Linked DNA regions of Homo sapiens: region 2 is linked to region 1. Evidence: read pairs that join two places in POLR2A ChIA-PET (ENCODE). Cell type or tissue: GM12878. All regions are shown on one strand. Links, peaks and the distances in the headings refer to the core of each region. The heading gives the core; the rest is flanking DNA.

Evidence for each region. Peaks named below come from ENCODE experiments on the same cell type or tissue, not always from the same donor. Only the 100,000 strongest peaks of a DNase experiment are listed, where the experiment ranks them.
Region 2: POLR2A ChIA-PET joins it to region 1 with 5 read pairs; 11 of 35 experiments call an interaction of 5 or more read pairs at or near these places.

The regions. Positions count from the first base shown.
Region 1 is chr9:98,042,655-98,048,024 of GRCh38, reverse strand. It overlaps LOC124902227 (a long non-coding RNA gene), which reads right to left and starts at 2,453. Exons shown (of 2, transcript XR_007061687.1): 1 at 2,186-2,453; 2 at 1-1,565. It also overlaps a transcript of TRIM14 not described here. RefSeq lists enhancers at 2,201-2,250, 2,351-2,420. In GM12878, for the core only: a CTCF peak has its summit at 2,434; a DNase peak (open chromatin) is centred at 2,474; H3K4me3 peaks cover 2,909 bases; H3K27ac peaks cover 2,143 bases.
Region 2 is chr9:98,194,579-98,199,948 of GRCh38, reverse strand. It overlaps TBC1D2 (TBC1 domain family member 2), which reads left to right. Exons shown (of 13, transcript NM_001267571.2): 13 at 361-938. The coding sequence ends at 568. Among named protein-coding and RNA genes, the nearest start is that of CORO2A, 4.6 kb to the right of the region's middle. RefSeq lists enhancers at 1-828, 829-1,696, 4,052-4,568. In GM12878, for the core only: no CTCF peak of the experiment used is centred there; no DNase peak of the experiment used is centred there.

The DNA.
Region 1 (5,370 bases), core at 107-5,106:
GGCATGATCTCAGCTCACTGCAACCTCCACCTTCTGGGTTCAAGCGATTCTTCTGCCTCAGCCTCCTGAGTAGCTGGCACTACAGGCATGTGCCACCACGCCCAGCTAATTTTTGTATTTCTAGTAGAGATGAAGTTTCACCACATTGGCCAGGCTGGTCTCAAACTCCTGACCTTGTGATCCACCTGCCTTGACCCCCTCAAAGTGCTGGGATTACAGGTATGAGGAACCACGCCCGGCTCATTTCCATGCTTTCTAGGTGGCCAAGAGCATGCTTCTCTGATCCGAACATGCAAAGAGCTGAGAATTCCCCCATAATTGCCATTAGCTATCCCCAAAACTGTATTTCCTACCTAGCTATTACACACTAAATTTCTCTCATAATGTGAAGTAACTTCTGGTACCCCCAAAACTCAAAAATATCAGATAATGCAATGCAGAAAAGAACAGAGCCTTAGATTTTGAGAGGGCTCTAACTGCTTCCAATTCCTGGGGTTTCATGAGAAAAACAGAGGTTTTTCCCAAAACAGGCTCTGTGGTGCCTCCTGTTTTACCCAAGGAGTCCCAGGCTGTTAGAGCTTGAATATCTTTTTGGGTATCTTTACAGCAGTGGTCCACTCTACTGGTACTAATTTACTGTATTTGTCCATTTTCACACTGCTGATAAAGACACACCCAGGACTGGGTAATTTATAAAGAAAAAGAGGTTTGATGGTCTCACAGTTCCACGTGGTGGGGGAGGCCTCACAGTTATGGTGAAAGGCAAAAGGCACGTCTTACATGGCAGCAGACGAGAGAATGAAAACCAAGCAAAAGGGATTTCCCCTTATAAAAACCATCAAATCTCGTGAGACTTACTCACTACCATGAGAACAGTATGGGGGAAACCGCCACCATGATTTAATTCTCTCCCACTAGGTCCCTCCCACAACACATGGGAATTATGGGAGCTACAATTCAAGATGAGATTTAGTTGGGGACACAACAAAGCCATATCACCCACCCATTGCAGTGATACTGAATCAAAAGTTCAAGTGGTCACTTTTTGGTCACAAAGGGACCTTTTCCAGCTGTCCCATCAGCCCTTAAATTTCACCTTTGGGGGGAAAAGTTTCCCCAGGTTCTAAGGTCCTGTACGTGCCTAATCCTGTCACTCATAGCTGTCAGCAAAGAGTACAAGGCAGATTTAATTTTTTTTAATCAATTAGTTGCCTAAGCTTTTTATTTGCCTTTTGTAAAGGCTTTAAATAAAAATATGGAAATCTTTTTAAACTCTTCTGCATATCAGCTGGGCGCAGTGGCTCACGCCTGTAATCCCAGCACTTTGAGAGGCCAAGGCGGGTGGATCACAAGGTCAGGAGTTCAAGATCAGCCTGGCCAATATGGTGAAACCCCCTCTCTAATAAGAATGCAAAATTAGCCGAGTGTGGTGGCGCATGCCTGTAATCCCAGCTACTCAGGAGGCTGAGGTAGGAGAATTGTTTGAACCCGGGAGGCGGAGGTTGCTGTGAGCCGAGATCACGCCATTGCACTACAGCCTGGGCAACAAGAACGAAACTCCATCTCTGAAAAAAAAAACAAAAAACAAAAAAACTCTTCTGCATATCAACAGACATCCCTAGATGAGACTAATTAGGGAGCCCTCATTTTCAAATGCATTTCAGTGCAGTTTTATTCATTTGGAATGTTCCACTGTAAGTTACCTTTAGTACGATTTCACCATTTCTGTAAGACTTCGCTGCTTCCAGGGCCCTAATACTTACGCATGTATAAGTCAGAAGGAACTCAGTTCTTCAGAAATTAAGTATCAAATTTTTACCTAGGATATTGGGTTTGCTCTCGGGTTCCCTTGATTAACTTAGCCAATGATTTTTTTTCCTGTGTAAGCACTGAAGAAAAATGAAACAAAGGGGTGAAAAACAAAAATCCCTGTGAATTTCCAAAACCCAAATTTTACACCCCCTGCAATATTACCATTTACTACCAGTTTCTTTCTGACCCAGTCAGTTGTAAGAGGCCTTAACTGGATCCAAGCCAGTTAATTACCAGATCTAATTCAATCCCGGACCCAGTCCAATTTCTGTTGTGATTTCCAAACCCAGTTTGGAACAGAAATTTCCTCAAAGAAACTCGGAGAGCTCAAAGCACAAATCCATGGAGTTCTGAAATCTGAGCAAGAACTTACCATGATCCCCAGCTGCTCCAAGAGATCAATGGACACAAATGGGTCCTGCAGGTACCTTGCTTGATCACTCAGCACCCCTGGGGGTCATTAGAAGAAGCTCTACTTCAGATCCTGTTTCTGACCCCATCTGATGAAAGCAAAACTTCAGCTGAATTAAATTTAAAGGAGTTTAGTTGAGAAATGAACAATCCATGAACTGGGGAGCCTTTTGAGCCAGGCTAGGCTCAGAAACTCTAGCACAGCCATGTGGTGGAAGAAGGTTTACGACAGAAAAAGGGAAGTGATGTACAGAAAACGGAAGTGAGGTTCAGAAACAACTGGATTGGTTACAGCTCAGCATTTGTCTTATTTGAACACAGTTCAAACAGTTGGCTACATTTGATTGGCCAAAAACTCAGTAATTGGCACAGGTGTGGGCCATGGTTTGTTTATACCTCCACTTGTTATAGTTCACGATGTACAGAGAAACCTTTAGGCTGAACTTAAAATATGTAAGGAGGCAGCTTTAGGCTAAACTTGATTTAACAAGAGATACCAGAGATGACCTTGTACTGAGAGAGGATTTGACCTTGGCATGTGAAATGGTGGACGAGAGCTACAAAGTTAGGGGTGGCTGAGCACAATTTACAGGAAGTAGTCTTGGCTGTTGTTTTTTTTCTGTCTTAGGAGGCTGTTGTTTAAGGATCCTACTTCTAGTTCGGAGGTGCATTCTTTATTTTTATTTTTTGGAGACAGAGTCTGCTCTGTCACCTAGGCTGGAGTGCAGTGGTGCAATCTTGGCTCACTGCAACCTCCGCCTTCTGGGTTCAGGCAATTCTCCTGCCTCAGCCTCTCACGTAGCTGGGACCACAGGCATGCACCGTCATACCCAGCTAATTTTTTGTGTTTTAATAGAGACAGGGTTTCATCATGTTGCACAGGGTGGTCTCAAACTCCTGAGCTCAGGCAATCCACCCGCCTTGGCCTCCCAAAGTGCTGTGATTATAGGTGTGAGCCACCACACTGAGCTCAGAGGCGCATTCTAAAGGGTCTTCTCCATTGCTTTTTCTCCCAAAATTAATCTCAATTTGGCTTGTCTGTGTACATTTAAGTGAGGAACTGAACTGTTGTTTTCATAGGTAAATGACAGACTGAGTTTACTCAGCATCCAAGAGAAAGAGCATTTTGCAGCCAGGCACGGTGGCTCATGCCTGTAATCCCAGCACTTTGGGAAGCCAAGGCGGGCAGATCACGAGGTCAGGAGATCAAGACCATCCTGGCCAACATGGTGAAACCTCATCTCTACTAAAAATACAAAAATTAGCTGGGCATGGTGGCGCGTGCCTGTAATCCCAGCTACTCGGGAGGCTGAACCAGGAGAATAGCTTGAACCAGGGAGTTGGAGGTTGCAGTGAGCCGAGATGGTGCCACTGCACTCCAGCCTGGTGACAGACCAAGACTCTTTCTCAAAAAAAAAAAAAAAAAAAAAAAAGAGAAAGGGCATTTTGCCCTTGCTAGCTGAAAGGCGCCCCTGGGTGACCGGGGGCCACATGGGAGTGTCTGGAGGGTTGACCCTCATGACGTGCAACGGCCCTACAGGGAACCCTCACCAAAATTAGTTTTAAAAAGGCTTGTCCAGGAAGGGCATATGGAAGCTGATGACTCCGCACTTTCAGCCCTCCTGAAGGGGCTTAGACCTGCAGAGTCAGAAACTGAGACGCTAAGAGGGCAGTAACACCTCAGTGGTGACACACTATGGAGTGCTGCCCTCAAGCAGCACACACTTTGACCCACTCCACAAAAGCCCTAGGACACAGCTCAGTTCCTCCTTTTAAGAAAAAAAAAAAAAAAAAAAGGAAACAAATAATCTAAGAAGGCGGAGAAAACAAGAAGAGTAACCCCTTTTGGGGCACTCTTAGTGTTATGGCACCTCTACTTGTTAGAATTTGTGTAAAATGGAAATATTATGGTCTTTGTGCACAAGATGACCACTGCATTAAGGAAAAAGAGCCCAAAGGTCCACAGAATTTCTAAGTTCTCTTTCTCTCTATTTTCTTTTCTGCTTGCTTTAACTCTGCTGTTACTTTTCTACTGAGATAAAAACCACTGTTTAGATCCAAACTTTTTTTTTTTTTGCAAGCCAGTGAATTTGTGTTTATCTCATGGCTAGAGTTCTGAAGTAAAAGCTATAGGATCTCTCTCTGTGTGTGTGTATGTGTGTCTGTGTGTGTGTATTTCCTTTATGATAGATTTCTATAATTTTATGTTTAACTGGCAATTAAATCAGTTTTAACTTCCCTCTAGCACACCAGACTTTTTCCTCTCTGAATTTAGAGATGTAAATTTTGCTATCTGATTTTTCACCTAAGAGTTGTTTGCTTTAACATGCAAATTAGCCAGGCATGGTGGCCCATGCCTGTAATCCCAGCACTTTGGAAGGTTGAGGTGGGCAGATCACCTGAGGTCAGGAGTTCCAGACCAGCCTGGCCAACATGGCAAAACTAAAAATACAAAAATTAGCTGGGCATGGTGGCACATGCCTGTAATCCCAGCTACTCGGGAGGCTGAGGCGGAAGAATCGCTTGAACCCAGGAGGGGGAGGTTGCAGTGAGCCAGTATCGCGCCATTGCACTCCAGCCTGGGCAATAGAGCGAGATTCCATCTAAAAAAAAAAAAAATGCAAATTTAGGGCTAGTCAGCTGACAATTCCCTAGAGTAAAGAAACAGGTTATCAAGAATTTGCAAGTCTAAATAGGGGGAAAAAAAGAGGTCTTATGAGTCTATAAGATGTACTTCTATTGGCATGCCTAATACGTCTATGTATTTATGTGTTGTATACACAATGTTTCACTACTAAAAATGTATGAGTTCTAATTAACTGGCTTAAAGAAAAATAAAAGTGCTTAAATCAAATACTTTATCAAAAAAGAAAGACTAATCAAATGCTTTTTCAAGATTGCATGACTTAAGTAAACTCTTTTTTTTTTTTTTTGAGGTAGAGTCTCGCTCTGTCTCCAGGCTGGAGTGCAGTGGCGTGATCTCGGCTCACTGCAACCTCCATCTCCCAGGTTCAAGTGATTCTTCTGCCTCAGCCTCCTGAGTAGCTGGTACTACAGGTGCGCACCACCATGCTCAGCTAATTTTTGTATTTTTAGTAGAGACGGGGTTTCACCGTGTTGGCCAGGATGGTCTCAATCTCTTCACCT
Region 2 (5,370 bases), core at 241-5,240, 150 kb before region 1:
CTCTTGCAGTTTCTTTTACTTAGAATGCCTCCTTGCCACTTCCACCACCACTATCTTCTTTGCCTGGTCACCTTTTATTCATTCCTTAAAACTCAGCTCACACGTGGGTCACCTCCTCCAAGAAGCCTTCCCTGACCAGCCCTTCCCTGCTGGGTTAGGTGTCTTTCTTCTGATCTTCCTCCTGCCTCAGTACATATCTCTGTGGGTGGAAATCATCTTATTCATTGTTTCCTCCTGAGGGCAGGGGTCAGGGCTCAGCCACAAAGGCAGAAGGAATGCGGGGATGTCTGTCTGGGAGAGCCGGGTAAACGCCGGCCAGGTGGGGTGACGTGCTCTGGGCTGATTGTGCCCTCCTCCCAGGAAGCTGATGAACATCGCCTTCAATGACATGAACCCCTTCCGCATGAAACAGCTGCGGCAGCTGCGCATGGTCCACCGGGAGCGGCTGGAGGCTGAGCTGCGGGAGCTGGAGCAGCTTAAGGCAGAGTACCTGGAGAGGCGGGCATCCCGGCGCAGAGCTGTGTCCGAGGGCTGTGCCAGCGAGGACGAGGTGGAGGGGGAAGCCTGACTTGGCCACCTCCCCTCCCCACAGCCTTCCTCACCCTTGGCTGGCAGACCCACTGGAGGTCAGGCACGGACCAGTGGCCCAGCCCTGGGTGTCCCATCACCATGTGACCTTGGACATGTCCCTTCCCCTCTCTGGCCCTCAGTTTCCCCACTGGGACATTGTGTGCTGCAAAGCCATTGGTTGGGCTACTTCTTCATAGGCACTTACTTACCCAGGGATGCCACCCTTTCGTCACCTCTTCCACAGAGCACTTTGGCATGTAAACAAGCAAGAGCACTGCCTCTATAGGGTAACCTGGAACATTCTCTAGGTTATATCAATATAAAACAATGTAAATGGTGGAAATCATTCATAAGCTTTGGAACTTAAACAGTTCTCAGTTACCAGTTGTTCCTGGATGGGCCCACGGTGCCAGGGTGTGCCACCACCAGGCTTCCAGCCTAGGGCATCTCTGGCTGCTATTTCTGTGAGCGTCTGCAGGGCCAGCCCCTGCCTGGTTCCCTGAGATGTTAGGGTTTTGTCTTTCTGGGTAGCAGCTCCTTTTCAATACTGCCTGGGTCTGCATTCCGGGACGCTCTCCGTGTACTGAAGCCTGTTTCCAAAGCCCGGCCCCTGTGCCCTCCTTTCTGCTCACAGCCCATTTTGGGGGGATCCCAGGGAAACCCCCTGTGCACCACCACCAGGAACTTGGTGTGGGGGTTGGGCAGAGAGCCCTGGGTCAGGTGCCCCACTTGTGACCTCCCACTGCCCACTTCACAGGCTGGGGCACGGAGGGTTACCTCTCCTCTGAAAAATGGGTGGTTGGGAGGATGGGAGAAGGTGGGAAGTAGGGACTGCTGCAGCGCAAGCCAGGGCTGGCTCGTCACAGCACCCACCGTGGCCCCAACCCAGCGTCAGCCTCCTCCAGGTCCCTCCTCAGCAAATAGAGGCTTCAGTCTGTCCCCACCCGAGGCAGGGGGTCAAGGCCATACCAGTGACTTTGGCAACTCATTTCTCAGCAAAACCTGTGTCTGTGCTGGCCTAGCCTTGAGTTGGCTGTCTTTGGTATGAAGGACTGGGGGTTCTCACATGGAAGCCTCCTCTCTGGAAAACCACCGAGGATTAGGGGACGCTGCCCTGGAACCTCCTGGCTCTGATCTGAGGCTCCCATCCAGGCTGGGGAGGAAACTTTCCCCATCACTGGGGACCATGGACGGGCCCCGTGGTGGCCCTGGCTGGTCCCTAGCCCCACTGTCACCCACAGGTGTGAATTTGAGGGGTTGGCCCACCAGGCTCCCAGTTCCCTACACTGCACCGCCTGTGCAGCCTCAGGGAGGAGACGCTCAGGGTTCCTCTCCTCCCTGTCCACGTGGGCTCCTGGCTGGCCCGAGGGCTCCACTTTTCTGTGAACACCCTGCATTGGGGCTTGACTGCCTTTCTCATTGCTAAACTTTTTTCATTCGCTAAGGCCCTTTCAGCACCAAACTGTTTATGAAGTGTGATGGTGGCATGAGGGCGGCCTGGGGGTCCCAGCTGCACCCTGGACAAGCTAGATACTGCGCCCCTAAGTTGGTCATCGGGATGATGAGAGGTCCAGCCCCATGGGGCTCCCAGGAGGGCTAAAGCAGGTAAACTGGTGCAGAGCCTGGAGCCTGGCACAGAGGAAAGTGCCACCGATGGGAACGAGCAGCCCTATTTTTTTTTTTTTTTTTGAGACGGAGCCTCCCTCTGCTGCCAGGCTGGAGTGCAGTGGCGCAATCTCGGCTCACAACAACCTCTGACTCCCTGGTTCAAGCGATTCTCCTGCCTCAGCCTCCCGAGTAGCTGGGATTACAGGTATGCGCCACCACGCCCAGCTAATTTTTGTATTTTTAGTACAGACAGGGTTTCACCATGTTAGCCAGGATGGTCTCAATCTCCTGACCTCGTGATCTGCCTGCCTCAGCCTCCCAAAGTGCTGGGATTACAAGCGTGAGCCACCGCACCCGGCCTGAGCAGCCGTCTTACGAAGGAAACACCACCTGCAGGGCCCTGAGGCCTGCAAAAGCCCCAAGGCTGCCTGGGAGCTCTGGCCCAGGCGGTCCCTCTGCCTTTAGCCTTGAAATTCACATTCCCTCTTCAGCAACAACAATCAAAAAAGAATCAGGCAACGGGCACAGGGGCTATTGGATAAATGGCAGCCCACCTCTACCTTTTTCCCTCCCCTTCCCTCCCCCTCCTCCACCTCCCCTTCCCTCCTTCCTCCCCGTCCTCCCTCATCCCCCTTTTTCTCTTTCCCCATTCTCCTCTCCTTCCCTTCTTCCTCCTTTCTCCCCTCTTCCCCCCTTTTCTTCTTCCCTCTCTTCCCCCTCTCCACTTCTCTTCCTCTCTCCTCCGTCTCCCCACATCCCCCCAACCCCAGGCAGAGGAGAAGCTCTGCTCAGAGCTGAGTGTCTGTGCTCTTTCCCTCCCCTCCTGTGGAGAGGGGTGGGTGGTACTTTGTATTTGACCCAGCATAATGTAACCTCTGGTTCCTACCTGGCTGCACCTGAGAATCACCTGAGTAGGCCAGGCGCCGTGGCTCACGCTGGTAATCCCAGGACTTTGGGAGGCCAAGGCGGGTGGATCACTTGAGGCCAGGAGTTCAAGACCAGCCTGGCCAACATGGTGAAACCCTGTCTCTACTAAACATACAAAAAATTAGCCAGGCATGGTGGTGGGCACCTGTAATCCCAGCTACTCGGGAGGCTGAGGCAGGAGAATCACTTGAACCTGGGAGGTGGCGGTTGCGTGGAGCTGAGGTCGTGCCATTGCATTCCAGCTTGGGCAACAAGAGCGAAACTCTGTCACAAAAAAAAAAAAAAAAAAAAGAATCACCTGAGTAGTTTTTTAAAAATGTTGGTGCTAGGGTCCTATGCCTGGAGCCTGTGGTGGAGCCCAGGCATTCTGATACATGGAAGGGTTGGGGACACAGGACACGGGACACAGGGCTAACTGCCTCCTCAGGCCCTGACAGGGAGCTGGGATTGAGAACTGCTTGTCCTGCAGCATCAACTCACCCAGGCCAAGCTCAGGTTACCAACGAGTAGACAGGGCTCAGAGACATTAGCTAACCTATCCAAAGTGACACAGCCACTGGTTGAGCCATGCTCAAGCCTAGAGCCCTTACTGCAAAGCCAGGGAGGACTCCCCCAGCTTAACCCACCTGTGGAACCTAGAACACCTTCCCCAAGGACCTAGGGAAGGGGCATGCCTGGCCTGTGGCCTCCTGGGGATACCCTCAGAAGATAGTTCTAAGCCAAGGAAAACTAGAGGAAGAATTTCCTCATGGTTGCCTCACGCTGGGATTGTAGCACTATTTCTCCCCTTCATCAGAGACAACAAGAGAAGCATGATACCCACATGGCAAGGAGGCTGAGCAGGGACTGGTGGGCCCACCCCAGAGCATCTGTGCCTGCTGTTGCTGCCCCTGGGGCGCCTGCTTGCCCTTCCCTGCTCTTTCTGGAGGGTGTTTGGGGCCCACTCCTGGTGTCAGGTTCCTGGCCCGCACCACAGCTGTTGCCCCCTTCCCCTGGGGCTGCTGCCTTCCAGGGCTGGAGGATCCGATCCCTCTCAGCCCCACCTTCCCACCCTAGGGGACAGGACCTCATGCTCAAAGCATGCCTTCCCCAGGCCTTAGGCCCCCAGCAAGCTGTGGTCCGACCTGCTCTAAAGGAGAGGAAAAGGGAATTACCCAGGGAACCTCCCTGGGGCAACATCCCTAAGAATAAAGGGACTGGGTCAAAGGAGGTGGAAGGCCCCCCTCCCAACAACCCCTAACATAAGAGGTGCTCACTCACTTCCAGAGATTGCCCGTGTTCAAGGCTACTATCCTCCAAACACAGACCCCTCCCCAACCCCCAGGCACTGTCTCCTCATTCTTTCTCAACCCCCTCCCCCATGGACATGGGGCCATATCGTACAGAAAGTTCCATGTGGGGCAGATAGATGGAGAACTTGCCCCCCACCCCCACCACACACACACATATGTTCTGGTCCTGCACAAGATGTTTACCCACATATGGAAGATTAACAAAGCCAGCCATGTGGGTGCACTGGGAAGGAAGAGGGAGGTTTCCTGGCCCATCCCAATCCACACTAAGGCCTAATAGAAGATGCCAGGAGATGGGCCCAACTTTGGAACCAGATCTGCTATGTGGTTTTCTAGCTAGGGGATCCTGCGTAGGTCATGCCCACTGTGGCCTCAGTTTCCCCATGTGTGCAATCCTGCATCTGGACCAGGATTAGAGGGAGGGAAGGGGCAAGAGAGGAGGACACTCCCCAGCCACAGCAACCCCAGGAAGGGTCCCAGGTTCATTGCAGAGGTCTCCCTCTGGCTTATGGGTCCATATGCCCACAGCCCCCAGAGATGTCTCTGTCAAACCAGCTGTTCCCCAAACAGTCCCAGCCACCAACCACCATGGCACAGGGTAGGAAGATGCAGGTGCAAGCCTTGGAGGGCACATCCATAGGACATCTAGGAAGGCTAGGCCTGGAAGGATGAGTGGGTTTAGACAAGGGAGATGATGATTTGGGAAGAGAACTGCAGACAGAGCAAAGGCTCAGAGATGTCAGAGTGCAAGGCGAGTGGCATTGGCAGAGGTAGAAAGCCACACCAGAGATGCTGGCCCAAGCCCTAAGTGAATTAAGACATTCAAGGCCAGGCGTGGTGGCACGCACCTGTAATCCCAGCACTTTGGGAGGCCAAGGCAGGCAGATTGCTTGAGCCCAGGAGTTGGAGACCAGCCTGAGCAACGTGGCGAAACCCTATCTCTACAAAAAATATAAAAATTGGCTGGGCATGG